Linked DNA regions of Mus musculus: region 1 is linked to region 2. A link is a loop called in an ENCODE intact Hi-C map of the cell type or tissue named here. Cell type or tissue: left cerebral cortex. All regions are shown on one strand. Each heading gives the region's core, and the rest is flanking DNA. Links, peaks and the distances in the headings are about the cores only.

Region 1 (9,002 bases), core at 460-8,459, 300 kb after region 2:
TGATATATGTCCTTAGCATATCACTGTCACTGCCATGTCCCCAAGAGCAGCACTGGGACTCCCCAACTGGGGCTCAGGGTCAGTCCTCTGGGATGCTAAGGATGGCAGTTATCGACGTGCCTCTTTCTCCCTTTCTGCTAGGTGGACTTCACCTCGTGTACAGGCCTCTTCTGTGTGCTGGGAATAGTGCTGATGGTGACCGGAATTGTCACAAGCATAGTGCTGATCTTTAAATATGTGAGTGTCCTGCCAGAAGGGTAGGCAGAACCCAGGCAGCAGACTTCCTGTGGAGCAGGGGCGGGCTCTGGCTCACACACCTCTCCACTGGCCAGTGCAGGCACCAACACAATACCATCCTTTTGGGTTAGGGTATAACAGATTTCTCTCAGGCAGGTGATAAACCACAGCCCCCTTAAGCCCTGGATAGCACCACTTGGTTCCTACAGGAACTGATAGGTTAGCCGAGACCAGGTTTCGTGAAGGACTAAGTTGGGCCTGGATGGAAGTGGCCCCGAGATTGCTGGTTCTGCTGCGTTCTTTGCTTCCAGTCAGCTAAGGCGGGAACACAGGGTTGGAGGGGAAGGATCAAAACAAGAGGTGCTGCCCCCCCCTCACCATGGCTGGTCCTGGTCTGTGTACAGGCACTTGGCAGGAGTGTTGAGTGGGGTGGCAGGTTGCCAACAGGCTTCTCTAAACTGTATCTAAGGTGGGCTGTAGGAGCCAGTGAGCTGCATCCATGGGCTGGCTCCTGGGAGCTCACTGTCACAGGCTCTTCAAACAGCATGCACTGGGCTTGTCTTGTTTCCATGACCTCCAGTAGACATTCCTGGACTTCACTAGCTTTCAGTTGGGCTGATGGGCTAACGTGGACATTGTGGGACAGCCTTTGGCAGATAAATTACAATCTCAGTTTCTCCCAGGATCTAGAGGCAAGATGGGGATCCTGGAGAGGTAGCTTCCCTACCTGCCTCTCTAGCTGGAGTCCCAGGGTCAGCTGGGTCTCCAAGGCCTGCTTTGGCTATGCTCTGCGTGGCTCCCTAATGCCATACTGTGCTATTTTACAGATTTACTGGCTCCACATGGTCTATGCAGCTCTGGGGGCCATCTGTTTCACCCTGGTAAGTTAGTTCCCTCTTCTGGGAGGGGAGCTGAGATGGTGGCTTTTAGGCAGCTTGGGAGGTGGGGAGGAGCCATGGACAATTGTTCTCTTCTTATGTAGGTGTTTTACAAGTTTCTGACATCCCTGTTTTGCTCTGTTCACATTGCTGGCTGGGTAACAGATGTGTGCCAGTCTCTGGTAGACAAGTGAACTGCTCAATGGCAGAAACCATGTAAAAAGCACACTCCTCCCTAGTGACTGACTCCATTAGTGAGCTATATGGCTGGCCCAGGGCTCTCAGGACATCGTGCTGACAGGAAGTGAACCCTGGACACTGAGCTCCTTGGCACTCATGTCTGGTTTCCCTGCAGTTCCTGGCTTATGACACACAGCTGGTCCTGGGGAACCGGAAGCACACCATCAGCCCGGAGGACTACATCACAGGCGCCCTACAGATCTACACAGATATAGTCTATATCTTCACGTTCGTGCTCCAGCTCGTAGGAAGTAGAGACTGAGAGAAAGAGAGATGTCCCTTTCACTGGCCTGGGACTCACCCTTTCCTATTGGGCTGGGCCCTAGGTCCCGTCTCCCCTCAAGTAATCTGCTCAGTTTCCTCTCCGTCCTGGGGATGGGAGGACCTCTGGCTGTGTTCAGTGAGAGCCATGATGCTGGGATCACTGGCACCTCTTAGCCCTTGGTGGGCTTGGTAAGAACTAGTCTGAAGGTGTATCTCCTTCCCTTTACCCATGACGAGTATGCACCAAACTCTGTGTGTGTGTGTGGGTGGGTGTGTGTGGGTGTGTGTAGGGGAGTAGGGAGCCTGTGAACACAGGAGCTCTGAGGGGAAGAGGCTCCCCTCCCACCTCGGCCACAGGGTTCTAGGCTAGGAGCTGGAGCTGTCTCCCTCCTGGATCCAATAAAGCCAGATGCTTTGCCTCCAGCTCCAGTGCTCATAGGCCACTTATGCTGTCTGAACTCTTTAGGCTTGGCATCTCTTAGCTTTAGAAGCTAGAAGAGATCTGTGCCCTGGGGTCTCTCTGTTCCAACCCCATCTTCCAGTAACATGTATCAGTTATTTATCTGGCTAGGGGAAAAAAGACAGTGAGCAGAGTTTCATCAGTATGGGGGCTAAACCAGAATGGCATCCACCCTGCCTGGCGCCCAGCCTGGCTACCATCCAGACCCAAAGTGCCTTGGGGCCTTCTGAGGCTTTTAAAATCGGACCTAGAGGGACCTCCTATTTTGCTCTGACACACAGAGGTGGATTGTGGGATTCTGGGTGTGGCTGGGAAGCAGTCTGGGTGAGAGATAAGTGGGGACAGGGAAAGCGCCTTGGGTGCCCTCTCTGGTCTGAGAAACACTGAAGTCTACTCTGGTACACAAGTTCAATCTGTTCTGTATTCCCATTGGGAGATTTCAGACTAAAACCCCCTCTTCAAGCCAGCTGCTGCTTTCTATGTAATCCAAGTGCCTCCTCCGGCTGGTACCAGGATGGGAACAGAAGCCGGTTTATCAGGTGGGGTAGAAACCTTACTAGCCCAAGGACATAGTTAGAGCTATTCTGTCCAGTACTTGATTCTGAATATATCACAGAGGGACACAACTAGAAATGTAATAAAGTTTTATGTTTGGCAGGAAGACCCTTGAGTTGCTGTGGCTTTCTTAACTCTAAGGTGGGAACCCAGTATTTGGAAGAAAGACTTTCCTGAACAGTTCTTGGTGGTGGGTGAGACAGGCTGCTGCAATGGTAAAAGCTGCCTGAGGAACGGAGCTCAAGTCTGCAGCACTGGCTCCAGGAGCACTGGCTCCAGAAGGGGCTTCTCAGCCACCCCGCAGGATCACGTGTATGCCATGAACCCTCTGTAAAACTTGCCTAGCTTTAACTCCCCCGGGAAGCTCCATCTTTATAGGAAAGGGGCTAGACCATAGCTTTAGAATCTCTTGGAAACTAGTTTCTCTTACAAAGGAGGAAAACATGGCCCAGAGAGGTTGACATATTTAGATGCACTTTTTTTTTTCTTTTTTAATTTTAAATTTTCTTCCACATCCTGAATGCTACATTTGATTTTTGGTTTCTTTTGTTTGGGGGGGCAAGGTCTCTTTATTATTTTGCTCTGGCTGTCTTGGAACCCTGGCCTCAAACTCAGAGATCCACCTGCCTCTGCTTCCTGAGTGCTGAGATTAAAGATGTCCACGCCTGACTAATTTTAACCAGTACGCCTGACTAATTTTAACCAGTTTCAGCTGCAATGGGTAGCTACCCTCCTAACTAGTGGCTCTAAGACTTGGGTCTCCAGAGCCTGCTCCTAGGCTTGCCGTGGCTCCGTCAGCCATCTGGGAACACAGATGGGTCAGTGAGGGAACAGGGAATGAGCAGCTATTTCCACTCTGACCCGCCCCTCCTGGGAACTTACAAATTCAACCTGGCCTCCTTTCCGTGTCAGTACTTAATAACTTTATTTGCATTTGGCTCCTTCCACGGTGTGGAAGAGTTGGGTGCTGGCAGCAGCTTGGGCATCCTGCGCCCTCTGGTGGGCCTCAGGAGCCATGGCCACACAAGACGGCAGTCAATAGTCTAGCACAAGGTTGCAGTGATCCTCACTCAGGTCTGGGCCCCAGACCCAACCTCAGGGAACTGGGCTTGTTGGGGTGAAGCCCTGAACCTCTGGCTCTCATACTCGCCCGTGTTGGACACCCGCATGTTCTGACGAGCTTTCATCTGCTTCAATCGGTCCTTGTCCACTTCCTGCTTGGTGAGGACGAAGAAGAGGATACCACAGGGGAAGCCGATGGCCCTAGGGATGGGGAGATGTGTACCGGGTTTGGGCAGGGACTGGCACTGAGCCAGAGGAGCTAGAAGAATCAGGCCAGCTTTGTCACTTGTACAAATGCTGTGGTGAGACATCTTACGTCTACCTGTCCTTTGTGCTGAGTGCTGGAGGGACCCCACAAACCAGAGCCTCCTGCTGCTGCCTGCTTTAGACAACCGTAATAGTGCTCTATTACATCCTAGCCAACTCCAAACTCCTAGGCATAGTACTCAAAGCCCAGTGTGGTCCTACCTACCTCTTCATTTCTCCTCTGACGGCTGATATTCATGAGTCTCTTCACTTGTGTTGAATGCTTCTGTGTGATAGCCTAAGTAGCCCAGGCTTGCTCTGAGTTAGCAAAGGACCTCCCTGCATACACTGTCTCATGTCCCGTGCCAGACCTCTTTATTTTTCTTTATGGTGTTAAGCTTGTGCACAACCACTAAGGTACATCGACCAACTCTCAGTCTTAGCAGCTACAACTGAAAGAGGGCATTGGTAAGGGCCAAAGAACAGGAAGCCACAAGAGCTGGTGACAATCACAGCTGGGAGCCTCTGTTCCCTCCTTGGAGGGATGGAAATGCAAGGTTTACCTCAGAAAGCTTCAAACGTTATATGGCAAAGTATTGTCATACCTCAGACATTGGATGGAAAAAAATGTTAATTTCCCTTCCTTTTACTTTAGTGAGTGATAATCAGTAATATGTATTAAGGCCAGAATCAGATCCACAGAATTCACAGAAACACGTCTAGCTTCTACACAACGCAATCTGACACTTAATTACTGGGATTGGAATGTGACCCCTGCTCCCAAAGGGAAGGATGAATCCAGTGACTCAAATTCAAATCAGATCAGCTCAATTTGCTCCACAGAAAAGCCACTATCCCCCAATTTTACATATTTTTCCACCCTAGCCCCCCCCCCCCTTCTGAGAGTCCATCCCTTGACTCCAGCAATTTCCTTCCCTTGGATTCAGCTCTCCACCCGCATTTCAGAGAAGTTTCTAGGTCCCCACACCTTTCAATGCACTCCCCACTGGTAGGCAAAGGGAGCAGTTAAACTCACCAGGCTAGCCCCACGGCTTTCATGGGGTTCTTGCCCCTCTTTCTGGGAATGTATTCTAGCTCAGGGGAGAGGGGCTCGGGCTCCTCCTTGCATTCTGGTGAGCTGTGGCTCTGCAGTGCTCTGGTCCTGTTCTGGGAAGCCTTGTTAGCTGTGGCTCCAGAGAGGATCCCTGTGAATGAAAGTATGGCATGTCAGTATGGGAGATGAGGAAGGGGAGTGACTGCAGTCTGGAGTAACAAGTGCAGTGAAGAATCTAAAGAGAAATGGGAAAATCGCCATCGGGTGACACCTTTGGAAGGCTACTTAAACGTCACTGCGGGCTCCTCACCCTGGTGCCAAGGCAGTGAGCTTCGCTGCTGTTCTATTCAGAAGTCAGGCTGGGAAGGACTGCAGAGGAACTCACCGGAGACATACGTATGAAGGAAATCCGGGGAACTGTTTTAAAACTGCAGGACCTTAAGCTATCCTTAAGGATAACTAACTCCATCCCGTCGAAGAGGAAGCTGAAGCCCGAAGACGAGCTGCTTCGCACAAGGTCAAACCGCTAATTACTCAGTGCTAGAACTCAAGCCTCCAGATGCCCAGGGCTCTTTCCTCTGCACTGCGGTGAGTGTGAAACCCCTGGGGCGCGGGAGTCTAAAGGTTTCTTTGGTACCCTCTCTAGCAATAAGACCCTAGACACGCCGCGCAACCTAAACGCAGGAGTTGGACTGGGTGACCTCTAGAGCATCTTTTCACCCCCAGACTCTCTAAGATCTTGCAGAGAGGTGTGGGCAGCAATTGGCATGCTGACTTCCTGCTGTCGCGCTGGGTGGGATATAAAGGAAACGGAATCTTTTAAAACCCTGCCCTCCCGAGGGTCCCTCTCCTTACCCCGGAGGACGCGGGCATTTCTCGCCCCCCGGCCCTTCAGCGCCGTAGCAGCTACCACCGCCGCCATGTTCGGGTCCCACCCCCCTTCACTGCGCTCCCCGTCGGGAATTGTAGTTTGCGTAAGGGGCCTCCCCCGCGCCTTCCGTCCTGCCTACAGAGCAAAAACTACATTTCCCAGAAGTCCGCGTAGCGGGCCCCGGAGAACTACTCCTCCCAGGAGACCCTGGAGGCGCGCACGCTCGCTTGTTTCCCTTCAGCTGGGGGCGGAGTCATGTAAGGTGGAGCTTGGGCTCTCCCGCCACGCCCCGGCCTGGTCATCCTAGTTCTGCCTTATGATTGGCGGCTCTGTTAGTCCACCACTGTCGCCATTGGCCCGGATGCCGTCGCTCTTTCGGCCGGGAGTCACCTACGCCTACTTCCTCCCGGGAGGAGGGGCTCGAGTTCCGCGTCGTCGCGCAGAGCTGACTCTGGGAGGCGTTTGGGCCCAGAGAAGTGGATCGGTAGCTTTCGCCGCATGGAGTCCGAATCGGAGAGCGGAGCGGCCGCTGACACCCCGCCTCTGGAGACTCTGAGCTTTCACGGAGATGAAGAGATCATTGAGGTGGTAGAGCTGGATCCAGGCCCGCCGGACCCGGGTGAGAACTGACGCTCCTGAGGCCACGGGACAAGAGGCGCTCACCCCTGGCCTCTGACCCCTGCTTCTCCCCAGTCCCCCCTCCCCCCTTCCCTACCGGTCGTTCCTACCGACATTTCTCTCCCAGACCTCCTCCCCTACCCCCCACCTTTAGTTTCTAGGCCTGGCTGGGTGGGGGTTCCCTGACGCCTCCCCTAGCCCTTCCCCTCACACACCCCCTTCCCATCATGCCCTCTGTCCTCTCTTCCCACACGGTCGCTGGCCAACACCAGATCTTCAGACCTAGCCTCTCTCCCCCTCCCCGCCCCCCAAGTGCTCTCTTCCTGCTCGGTACGTGTGAGACAACATCTTAACCTTTGGCCACACGACCCACCCTAGCTTCACCTTTTTCATTCTTTAACCCTTACCCCATTCCTTGTATTATCTTTGGAGCTCCATCTTTTAACGCTTCTCTCAAAGCAGATGATCTGGCCCAGGAGATGGAAGACGTGGACTTTGAGGAAGAGGAAGAAGAAGAAGAGGGCAATGACGAGGGCTGGGTCTTGGAACCCCAGGAAGGGGTGGTCGGTAGCATGGAGGGCCCGGATGATAGTGAGGTCACCTTTGCATTGCACTCAGGTAGGCCTTTGAACATCTCAGATCAGTGCAGATGGGCTTTTGAGTATGGCCTGTTGGTCCTAGGCAGCTATTATAAGAGACCAAAGTGAAAGCCACCTACTTTGGCCTGCAGGATATTCAAAGGAAGGGCCATAGGGCACTGGGGTTAAGTGTGACCCCTGGGTTCAAATCCTACCTCTGCTGTTTAGCAGTCTGTCAGCTTTGTTAGCTTTCTGGATCTTGGTATTCTTTAAAATATATATATATATATATATATATATAAAATCTTGTATGAAAGTGAATGGAAGTAACCTAAGTGGAAATTAAAGGTAGTTTACATTCCAGAAGGGGCATTAATAATAATCTCGGATGCCAGCCTCATGAAACTCTCATAACTTAATTCATACCTAGCCTGGTATGGCCTGTCCTGTCAGCTGTGCACCTCAGAGAACGTGGTAAGGGGAACAGCACAGCAGGGGGCTATGCTCCAGAGGAGGTCACAGCTCTGTGGGCTCTGGAAGGGTTTCTCTAACAACCTGAGGCTCCAGACAAGAACTGGATGCAGCTGTCCCAGGAAAGAGCAGCTATGGCTTTGGGGAAAAAGGGAGTGTGCTTCCTGAAGGTTCTGAAAGACAGAGCTCTAGGTGAGAACCCGGTTCCATCCCCATTCTCATGGACTATGTCTTGGGACAGCGTCTGTGTTCTGTGTGAGCCTGGACCCCAAAACCAACACCTTGGCAGTGACAGGGGGCGAAGACGACAAGGCCTTCGTGTGGAGGCTCGGTGATGGAGAGCTGCTCTTTGAGTGTGCAGGTGAGAGGCTGGGGAGGTTGTGTTCCTTTGGATGTCCTGGCAGGGGGCCCCTGAGAATACCCAGCTGCCGTTTACCAGCCTCTGTCTTGTGCCGGATTCAGGGACCCACAATGGAAGAACTGTTTGGCAGGCATTTGGACAGGACATGCTAATAGGCCAAGAGAGGCTGGCTGAGATGAGCATGGTGCTGGGGTAGGAGTAGACAGAGGCACAGAGAAGATAGGCTCTGGTTGCTTAACAGTGGGGCCAGTAGTATCTGTTCTTGGGAAACGGGAGTGCTAGTCCCTGGAGCTGCAGCAAGTTTGGCCCCCTTCTTTGCTGAGGTCCTCCTACTTTCTTTTCTGCTCAGTTGCCTTTAAACAGTGACTAGATGCATGGGTCACTTGTCCCCAACATTTAGGTATTTTTTAATGTTCTTTTTTGCCACCTTTTTAAAGGTTATATAGTTGGGTTGGCCTTGGATGTTGGCAAGGCTGGCCTCAAACTTGGTACATCTCTTAGGCAAACTTGAGTTTAAAACCTGCCTACTTCTCTTTGCTGCAGGCCACAAAGACTCTGTGACATGCGCTGGTTTCAGTCACGATTCCACCCTAGTGGCCACAGGGGACATGAGTGGTCTTTTGAAAGTATGGCAGGTAGACACCAAGGAAGAAGTCTGGTCCTTTGAAGCAGGAGACCTGGAGGTGAGATCCTTGGAGTGAGCTTCCACTCTTTGGGACCTTAAGTGAGAGGGATAGCGGCAGACGGATCCAGATCTAGCCTGGAGAAGTTTGCCTAGAGCCATAGCAGCCCAGCTCTAGCAATGTATCTCTTCGCCTGTAAAGTTCTCGCTGACCTTAGAAGGTCACACCTTAGATGAGGCTCATGGACTTAGGTAGGCTGGGTAGTAGGCCCTGCCTGCTGATCCTCCCTCTCTGATCAGTGGATGGAGTGGCACCCTCGGGCTCCTGTCCTGTTGGCGGGCACAGCCGATGGCAACACTTGGATGTGGAAGGTCCCGAATGGTGACTGTAAGACCTTTCAGGGCCCCAACTGCCCTGCAACCTGTGGCCGCGTCCTCCCTGATGGTGAGAGCAGTTATCTCTTCCTGGGGGTACAGGTGGATCC
Region 2 (9,002 bases), core at 264-8,263:
GCTGAGCCATCTCTCCAGCCCAGATCTTAATTTTTTTTTCCTTTTTTCTTTTTTTTCCGAGACAGGGTCTCTCTGTTTAGCCCTGGCTGTCCTGGAACTCACTCTGTAGACCAGGCTGGCCTCAAACTCAGAAACCCACCTATCTCTGCCTCCCAAGTGCTGGGATTAAAGGTGTGCGCCACCACTGCCCTGCCCTAAAGAATAATTTAATTAATTAATTTAAAAATTCCTTAAGGAGAAATACAGATTTTGTGTGTGTGTAAAACAAATAAGAGGCCACACATTTGAGAAATAAATGGGAAGGGTTGGAGGGAGGAGGGGTAAGAGGGAAAGCAAATGTATCAAGGCGACTATAAAGAGAAATATGAAAGCTGGGCAGTGGTGGCGCACTCAGAAGGCAGAGGCAGGCAGATCTTTAGCCTGATTTATAGAACAAGTTCCAGGACAGCCAGGACTATACAGAGAAGTCTGTCTCAAAAACAAAACAAATAAGCCAATGGGGGGGGGGGGGGCAGGAGGGGACTGTGTGCCACAACACAGGGCAACAATGTATCTTATTTGGGTGGCCTTTCATGATTGCATGTATATTTTCCATTAACACTCACTCCCCTGTCCTCAGGCCATGGCCCCATCATTTGTAGATGTAGATCTTGTAGGTACCTGCTATGGCAACTCATTTTATTCTCAAGTACAAACACAGCAATGGAGGGAGGAAAGGCACAAGCCTGATTAGTGTGACAGGTGTTTATGGAATTTTTGAGAGCAGATCATGGCCTGGTGGGTCACCTCAGAGATTCAATGTTGTGAACAGCCCCCATGGGGTCATTTTTATACAGCATGAAGTAGCCTTGCACCTGGGCAGGACTAATCTCAGATGTAGCTTTAAGGACATGTTCAGCAAAGTTCTCAGCCAAAGAAGGTGCTTGCCCTGGATAGAACCTCTGGAACATCTGGGTCAGCTGCCAGTGTGAGCAGTAGCCCACATACTCCTTCAGATCTACTCGCCCGGGACGTATGAGGGCAGGATCCAGCCTAAGAGGAAAAGCACAGTGACAGCCAGCAGTCCTGCTAGCTCCTGAGATGGTCTCCTCAACCCACCAACTCTCCCACGGCCTAGGTGTGAAGTTTTGCCTTCCTGTCTCCTTACCTGTCAATGTAGTTGGTGGTCATGAACACAATTCGTGCTTCAGTGGAGGCTACACCATCCAAAGCATTAAGCAGTCCACTGAAGGTGAGGCGGCCTAGTCCTTGGTACTTTATAGGGTCTAGAGGATAACAGGAATGTGAGAAGTCATGTCTCAGTTAAAATCGTGCCCTAAGCCCCCACTTCAACTCCTTATTTATCAGTATTTCTTGTTGATGACTTAGGCCTCCAAAAATGTTCCTTGTTTACTTCTGGCCCTCAGTGTCTTAAATAACTACTTCCCTGGGTCAGGAAAATAGCTCTGTGGTTAAAACAGACAAACAGCTACACAAGCCCGAAGACCCAAGTGTGATCTCAGAATCCAAGTAAATTGCTGGATGCAGTGGCTTCTGGTGGCACATACCTAAATATTAAGGCACGTTGAAAGCAGTGACAGGAGTAGGGCAACAAGAGAGAGACAAAGGGTGCAAGGTGAGAGCTGCCTTCAAATTGTTCTCCAACCTCCACATACGTGCACCTGCACACACATGCACACTAAACTAAAAACAAAAGATTTCCCATCTCCAGCATCCACACTTACTCTCCACAGCCAAGTCTCTACTGAGAAAAGCAGCATCCACATCTTCCAGGAGCACCAAGCTCTGCTGTGGTGCTACACTCAGTAGATGGTTGAGCCGGTCATCTGAGAGGCTAGAGTCTGTGAGGCTGAGCAGGCAGATGCTGTGTTCCAGTTCTCCAGCCAGGGCTGTTCTGTGGACAGTGACATGGAAGGAGGTCCTAGGCAACCTGAAGACTTCGGGAGTCCTAGGAGGTAGGCTGCAAAGGCCTGTTTCCTATACCACTCACTTGATATATATCTATGGATCTCATGTTTATCCTGATCCTTGCTTCCCAGATTCATTCCTCTTCTAATAATTTCAGCCCAGTTTTTCTGCAAAGGCTGTTACTCAAAGTCAAGAAAATTTGACTACTCACATAAAACTGCTCTTTCCACAACCAGGGGGCCCATAAAGAAGGTAGCCACGTCTGTAGGGAATGCCTAGGGATATAACCAGGATAAACAAGACCTACAGTGAATCATGTACTCTGGCCCAGGTGTCCACATCTACCCTCAGCTCCATTCCCTGCTAGTGGTCCTAGAGGCAGAAAAGATATTCTCATAGACGAGCTTTCTTTCCCTTTCACCTGAGCTAGAATTTCCTGTAACTTCACCTGGCTACAAACTCGGCTAGATTCCAGCTGCTGCTTACCTCTGTCAATGTACCACTTGGGGTTATCAATAAATTCCCGGATATCTTTGACAATTCGGTCAGCCAGACCCTGCTGTAGGACTACAGAATCCAGTGGCCGACGTCGGCGCGGATAACCAAAGGTACGCCATTCAGACCCCACAGCTGTGTACATCACAGTCTTCCCTTCCTCCTGCTGCAGGGCCAGTGCTCGAGCTGGGAGCAAGGAAGTAAAACAGTCCCTTGATCATGCTGATGCTTCAGTCAGGTAGAGCTCTGACCTGGTACCCTTCTCCCAAGGACTCGGATCCTTATTCCTCCTCTCCAAGCAGCAGATGCCCAACCTCCCCACTTTGATAGCCTGCCTGTCCCATCTCATACCTTCTTCCAGGATGTTGAAGAAAACCTTTCGGTCAGTGCCCAGGGCCGTGAAGGTGACAGATTCCCAAGGAGTCCCTGTTTGCAAGTCTACCATCTGCATGTCTCGGTTTCGTTCTACCCGGATCCATTTTCCCTGATACCTGAATAAAATTGTCAAAGTGACCCAATTTCCTCCATCGATCCACCCTCTCCTCAGAGCCCTACCTAGTTTCCTATCTTACCAAATGAAGTGGTTTCCAGGGCTGGGGATAAATTCAAACTTGGTGGAGATCCGGCCACTTTCATGCTGAAGGTATGAGGTTTCAACACTGAGGTGCTGAGTGCGGGTGCTGTGTCGGGTAAGCCAGCTAAGCAACCAGGCATAGCTTCTGTCTCTGGCAGGGACTTCCAGTGTGATCATGTAATGGCGCCGGAATGCCACTAGACCCAACTGGGCTCCTTTCCGGGCCATAGCCAGAGCCGTACCCACACCTACCAGCCCAAATCCAGCCCCAAAGTAGGGATTGTCTTTAAGGGCCAGAACAAAGTCTGAAAATGGCATCTTGAAAAGAAGCAGCACAGATGCTTATAGGCTCTGAGGCACTGTCAAAACCGAGGGATGGATTGTAGCAGAACTGGAAGAAAGCATAAGACTAGTATAGAAACTAGACCAGTCAATCTTGCTCCGCTCCCTCCCACAGAAGCAAGATGGACAGGTCAGCAGGACTGTGTTTCAGTGGAGTAGGAATGGTGTTGGAATGCCACAGCAAACACCCCAGGCTCTTCAATCCATTTTGCTCTTCAGTTAGACCTTTTGCCAGAAGGCCATTTTGGAGAGTTTCTCAATTCCAAAAAGCAATGTACCCAGCTCCACATCAGGATACTAGAAAGGCAAGACTCTGGTCCCTGGCAAGAGCTAGACAGAAGGGTCCCCACTGAATGGAATCGGCAAAGGTGATTTTTCCATTGCTCTGTCAATGACCACATGCCTTACCATCAGAAATGTCTTTCAAATATCCTCTCCCTTACACCCCGTTCCTAATGTCCTGTACAGACATTTATTACTTCTCACCTAAACTATTTCTTGCAAGTTATTTTGGTTCTTGAGGTGATATTTGAATGGACCTTCAGCACCTGCATCATCCAAACCCACCAATCCCAGACACGCTACAATTCTGTCACTTGTATTCCAGCACCCTTGGTGCCTTGCTCCCATTGGGTTCAAATACCACAGCCGGATACGCAGGGATGCCTACATTAGAATGCGTACCTTTACTAGCAAATCACTACCTACTTCTAGCTCTCTCAGTTCTGTTGGTACCGAATGACCCCCACCCCTTTATTCTAGGCATTCTTTTTCATTGAGATCATATAGTCTACTTCTTCCACGGAGCCTTTTTCTTTTTCTTTTTTTTTTTTTTTGGAGCCTTTTTCAAATTCAACCCAATTAAGATGTGACTAAGCCTAACTTAAGACAATGCCTAAGGGGACAAAATGGCAATTATTTCCAGAACACCTCTCCTTGCAACACTTCTCCACTGCCACTCCTCTGCCTGGCACACCGGCCCACTGGTGAATTGACAGCCGTGACCTCCGCTAAGGCTCGGAGCTGTGATCCAGAATTCCAAAGCACCTTTGCATGGAGAGCCGCTGACGAAGATCTCCTGGCCCCCGGCTCCCGAACCCTGACACACAGCAGCTGACTCCCGGACACCCTATACACAGACCTGCTCGCGCTTCCAGGAACGTGGGAGAGAGAAATCTGTCACTCCGCCCCCTTCCCTCCATGACTCTCTGGCCCTCACACTCGATGGTTTCGCCGGGCCTACGAAGAGGCAGCGCCGCTAGTCCCGCCCCGGACTGCTGCATCTACTTCCGGCCACACCCACCACGGAGTCCTTGCCACTCTTCCCTGCAATTCTCGATGGTTCCGCTTTGGGGCTTCAGAAGGGGGGTACTCAAGGACATAGAGGGGAAACCATAGAGTAGCACGGGCCTTGAAGAGAGACAGAGTGGCTGCCACACGTCAGATTCCTAGAGGCGCCTGGGCCGGGGGCGGCCACATCAAAGGCCCCCGAGGAGCCACTCCAGTCCCAGTCGGACCATAGAGATGCAGCTCCCGCCAGCCCACGGGTAGGAGGTGAGAGAGCGGCTGTCGGCGGGAACCAGGGGAAGTGCGGGCGCTGTGAGCTGAAGGTAAAAGTTTCTCTAGCTCCAGCTTGAGTGGGCCCTGGAGGTGGAGCCCGCGGGAGGAGGTGCTGCGGGGAGCGCGCCGGTGAGAGGGGCGCGGGCGCATCTCTGCTGGACTCGGGCGTCTCAGTCGCGTCACAGCTCCGGGCCCCGCCCGGGTATCCGCTGCCTCTCCTCAGGACCAGAACCGTGACGATGCATCATCCCAAGCCTTGCAGGTTCCAAAACGCCTTTCTCCTCCGCTGTATCTCGTGACTTGGCTGTCGCCCCACAGTGTAAAAGCTGTCGTCGCCGCCGCCTCCACTTTACAGACAGGAAAGCTGAGGTCCTGAGAAGCGAGGCAAGTGCATCGACTCAAGGCTACACGGTGAGTCAAAGCCCAGAGGCGCGTGGGAACTGAGGTGCCTACGCAGGGTTGCCTTGTTCCCCAGGCTTCGGTATCCCTTGCTTCTCCAGTCTCAAAAGCACGTTACTTCTTTCTGGCTCTCTCCTACCTCCTCCCCCGCATCTTCCTGAGGCCATGTGATGGGCTGGAAGACCGCCTAGAGCAGCAATAATTAGTAGTCCGTGGGGGCTGTGATTTCCAAAAAGCCTCGCTGACCACGGAAGTGCACTTCCCTGCCTCCTTCTTGAATTGCTGTCTGTTCCTGCTGTTATGCTTTTTAAAGACATATTTGTTTATTTTATGTATGTGAGTACACGGTTGCTTTCTTCAGACACAGGAGAAAGGGCATCGGATCCTATTAACAGATAGTTGCGAGCCACCATGTGGTTGCTGGGAATTGAACCCAGGACCTCTGGAAGAGCAGTCAGTGCTCTTCATCACTGCGCCATCCCTACAGCCCTCGTGCTGTTTTTACGTGGAGGGATTCTGTAGAATGAGAACTAGCCACTCTCACCTGGCACATACTCAGTGACCCAGTTTTGTTTGAAACAGGGCCTCACTGTTTAGCTCTGTCCTGGAACTCACTATGTAGACCAGGCTGGCCTCAAATTCACAGATACCTGCCTGCCTTTGCCTCCTGAGTCCTGGAAGTTTAAAAAGATTATCTCATTTATTTCAGTCGAGTTGAACAGGACATGCAGTTTAATACCTTTGTTTCTCAGTTGTGTTCCCACTGGAGGCTTTAGTAAGTTAGTGAATTGGAAATTTACCTTGTATTTGAGGAACCACTGGCTTGATACCTTAGTTTAAAAGATCTGGGTTTACTGCAACTCAGCTGGTCCACTAGAATTTCCATTTTGTCTAACTTACCTAGCTTGTTGATGCTTAGGGTCCAGTGAAGTGAAAAATGCCAATAAACTCCTCAAAGCTCCACATTCAGTATTGGGATAGATCATTTGTACAGTGCTTGCCTGGCATGCACAAAGCCCTGGGTTTGATCCCTAACAACACATTTTTTAAAAAGTGTGAGACTAGAGAAATGGCTCAGTGGTTAAGAGTAAATGCTGCTCTTTCTGAGAGCCTGAGTTCAGTTTTCAGCCCCCCAAATCAGGTGTCTGACAAGCACCCCAGCTTCAGGGAGTCCACCACCATTTTCTGGACAGCTGAACTATACATCTAGGAAGGGAGATTGATAGAGAAACAACAGCACAGTGTGGTTTCTGACAGAACTACATACAAAGGCTTTCAGGACAACAGAAAAGAGAAAATTAAGAATGTTAGGACACACTCATAGCAGAAATGTTTGTTTTCTTAAGGAGTATCTGACTAGCTAGACAAGAGATTTTGATGGGTTGAATGGGAGGGGTGAGAAAGTAGAAGGGTCTGTAAGCAAAAAAGTGAGTCAGAGAATGGCAGATCATCAGGTTAGGAGGGCAGAGTGGGAGGGATGCCTGGGGAGGTAGGTCAATGAGGACCATAAGTGAAGGAATCGTATCATATCTATACTGAGGAATAATGAGACCATCGAGTAGTAAGAGAGAGAGCCTTTGACCCCACTCAGTTTTGTTGCCAGGGTTACTTTGCAGGAACCAGAACCTGTAATCTTTAATTTAGTCAGCCTCAGCTTGTTGGTTCTCTACTAATTCTGACTTTTAATCTCATATTTTTGTATTGAATGTTGTTTTGAAAATGTTTAGAATAATAAAGTGTGGCATGTTGCTATAGAAGGAAATGATTAAATGTGTGGGCCAGCTTAAGAGAAATTAAGAGTTCTAACTGTGTGTGTGTATATATATATATATATATATATGTACATATAGCTTTTTTTTTTTTTTTCTGGTTTGTCAGCATTTAGGAGACCACAGCACACAAATCAGTGATAATGACAGACCCTGTGTTGGCATCCCAGCTGGCTAATGGCACTGGGGAGATGGATGGACTGTGCTCTGAACTATTGTTGATTCCCCCACCTCTCTCAAACCATGGAATCCTGGGCCCTGTCCAGAATACCTGTGCTTCTGGGGAGCTTGCACCTTTGCCTGCTGACCCAGGCTGCCTGCTGGTAGAGGCCACAGCTACTGAAGAGGGTCCAGGGAACATGGAGATCATTGTGGAAGCAGTAACTGGAACTCTGTCCCCAGGAGCTCCTGAAGAGACCTCAGGTACAAACATAGTTGCTACCAGGCCAGTGGGACACCGCCTTGAGTTTTTTCATCTGTGCTATTTTTGGTCCTTGTCTTTGAATGTGATGAGAACACAAGGTAGCATGCTATTTTTACACCCTGAGATGCTATAATTTGGTTTGCAGTTGGTGCATGTTGATGGAAGGCTGGCAAGGTACATACAGCCTTGTAACAAACTTGGCAAAGTTTATCCCAAAAGAGTTTTGTGTCTGCTGGGCAGTAATCCAGAACAAGAAACCTTTTTGACACCCCTGCCAGTTTGGCTTGTCCTTGCTCTTACAGTCCTTGGGGAGGCTTTCTTCTGTACTGACCCTAAGCCAGCCAAGGGTTAGGCCAGAGGCCCAGCCTCTTCAACCATCCTGAGTTTGGCAAGGCTTTCCAGAAGAAAGTGCTGTTTCCTTGCTCAAGTCTCCTGTGTATGTATAGCATACACCCAGGGCATGCTGTTAAGAGGGAGGGCATATTATTTAATCCAGTAGGAAGTTTCTCTTTATTCTCTGTACATCTAAAACTTTCATTTTTATCAAACTCCGTGTTTTAACTGCTATCTCTCAGTTACAGTTTTAAGCTTTGTCTTCTGACAGTGTAAGATAATAGCAAAGAATGCTGGGGGAAATTAGGTAATTAGACCATGTAAGAGTTCTACACTTCTCTCTGGGGGTAAAGAGAGAGCATAAATGGACTATGTATTGGTTTGCGCTTTTAATCCCAGTACTTAAAAGACAGAGGGTGGCCAATCTCTGTGAGTTCAAGACCAGCCAGTGTTACATACTGGGGCCCTGTCTCAAAAATGAAGAACAGAAACATTTTAACATAAGCAAGTTTAGGGCCTGGCAAGATGCCTTAGTGAATAAGGACATTTGCCACTAAGCAGGATGACTTGTGTTTAGTCCCTAGAGCCCACGTTGTGAAAGGAGAGAACCGACTACTATGAGTTGTCCTCTGACCTCCACATGTGCATGTTGTATATACACATTTTATATAAATGAGTGGGTTTTTTTTTTTTTAAGTAAAAAATTTTAAAAAGCTAGTTTTTTTAAATTTTAAGAGTTAACTGTTTTTGGTTTTAGTTTTAGTTTAGCTTTGTTTTTTTAAGCTAGATGTGGTGGTGCACACCTCTAATTCTAGGACTGAGGAGGATTTCTGCATGTTCTGAGCCAGAGGTCTACATAGTGAATTCTAGGCCAGTCAGGGCTACACAGTAAGATGTCTTGAGAAGAGAGAGAATGAATGAATGAATGAATGAATGAATGAATGAATGAATGAATGAATATGAATGCCTATATGTAGTTCACAAAGAAGAAATAAAGAGAAACAATAGCCTTATGGAAGAATGCTTCATTTCATATAGTTACAAAATAGAAGCTATTTTTCGCTTCTCAATTTTGTTAAAAACTAAGTTGTTTTTTGTTGTTTTTTTTTTAATTTCTTGCAGAGGACTGGGGTTTATTTTCTAGCACTTACATGGCAGCTCACAACTGTCTGTAACTCCAGTTCCAGTGGATCTGATA

The links. Hi-C counts contacts between places; a loop is a spot of excess contacts. Peaks named below come from ENCODE experiments on the same cell type or tissue, not always from the same donor. Only the 100,000 strongest peaks of a DNase experiment are listed, where the experiment ranks them.
Region 1: it touches region 2 in a loop (2.5-fold over the local background); 2 of 42 quality-filtered maps call a loop at or near these places.

Annotation. Positions count from the first base shown.
Region 1 is chr1:74,281,987-74,290,988 of GRCm38, reverse strand. It overlaps Aamp (angio-associated migratory protein), which reads left to right and starts at 6,251. Exons shown (of 11, transcript NM_146110.3): 1 at 6,251-6,486; 2 at 6,948-7,103; 3 at 7,776-7,895; 4 at 8,439-8,578; 5 at 8,818-8,962. The coding sequence starts at 6,366. It overlaps Pnkd (paroxysmal nonkinesiogenic dyskinesia), which reads right to left and starts at 5,955. Exons shown (of 10, transcript NM_001039509.1): 1 at 5,852-5,955; 2 at 4,979-5,147. The coding sequence starts at 5,918. It overlaps Tmbim1 (transmembrane BAX inhibitor motif containing 1), which reads left to right. Exons shown (of 12, transcript NM_027154.5): 10 at 142-237; 11 at 1,065-1,118; 12 at 1,471-2,742. The coding sequence ends at 1,617. It overlaps Gm28364 (predicted gene 28364), which reads right to left. Exons shown (of 2, transcript NR_168296.1): 2 at 8,275-9,002. In left cerebral cortex, for the core only: CTCF peaks have their summits at 3,565, 6,086 and 6,288; DNase peaks (open chromatin) are centred at 5,612, 6,117, 6,680, 7,167 and 4 more places; H3K4me3 peaks cover 2,248 bases; H3K27ac peaks cover 1,138 bases.
Region 2 is chr1:74,583,852-74,592,853 of GRCm38, reverse strand. It overlaps Zfp142 (zinc finger protein 142), which reads left to right and starts at 4,826. Exons shown (of 9, transcript NM_001310668.1): 1 at 4,826-5,290; 2 at 7,157-7,470. The coding sequence starts at 7,191. Bcs1l (BCS1-like (yeast)) reads right to left here and starts at 4,565. Exons shown (of 8, transcript NM_001305652.1): 1 at 4,461-4,565; 2 at 2,976-3,368; 3 at 2,755-2,894; 4 at 2,395-2,589; 5 at 2,120-2,183; 6 at 1,725-1,894; 7 at 1,148-1,265; 8 at 411-1,032. The coding sequence starts at 3,295. The coding sequence ends at 783. In left cerebral cortex, for the core only: a CTCF peak has its summit at 4,658; DNase peaks (open chromatin) are centred at 4,645, 5,158, 5,778, 7,632 and 2 more places; H3K4me3 peaks cover 3,208 bases; H3K27ac peaks cover 2,509 bases.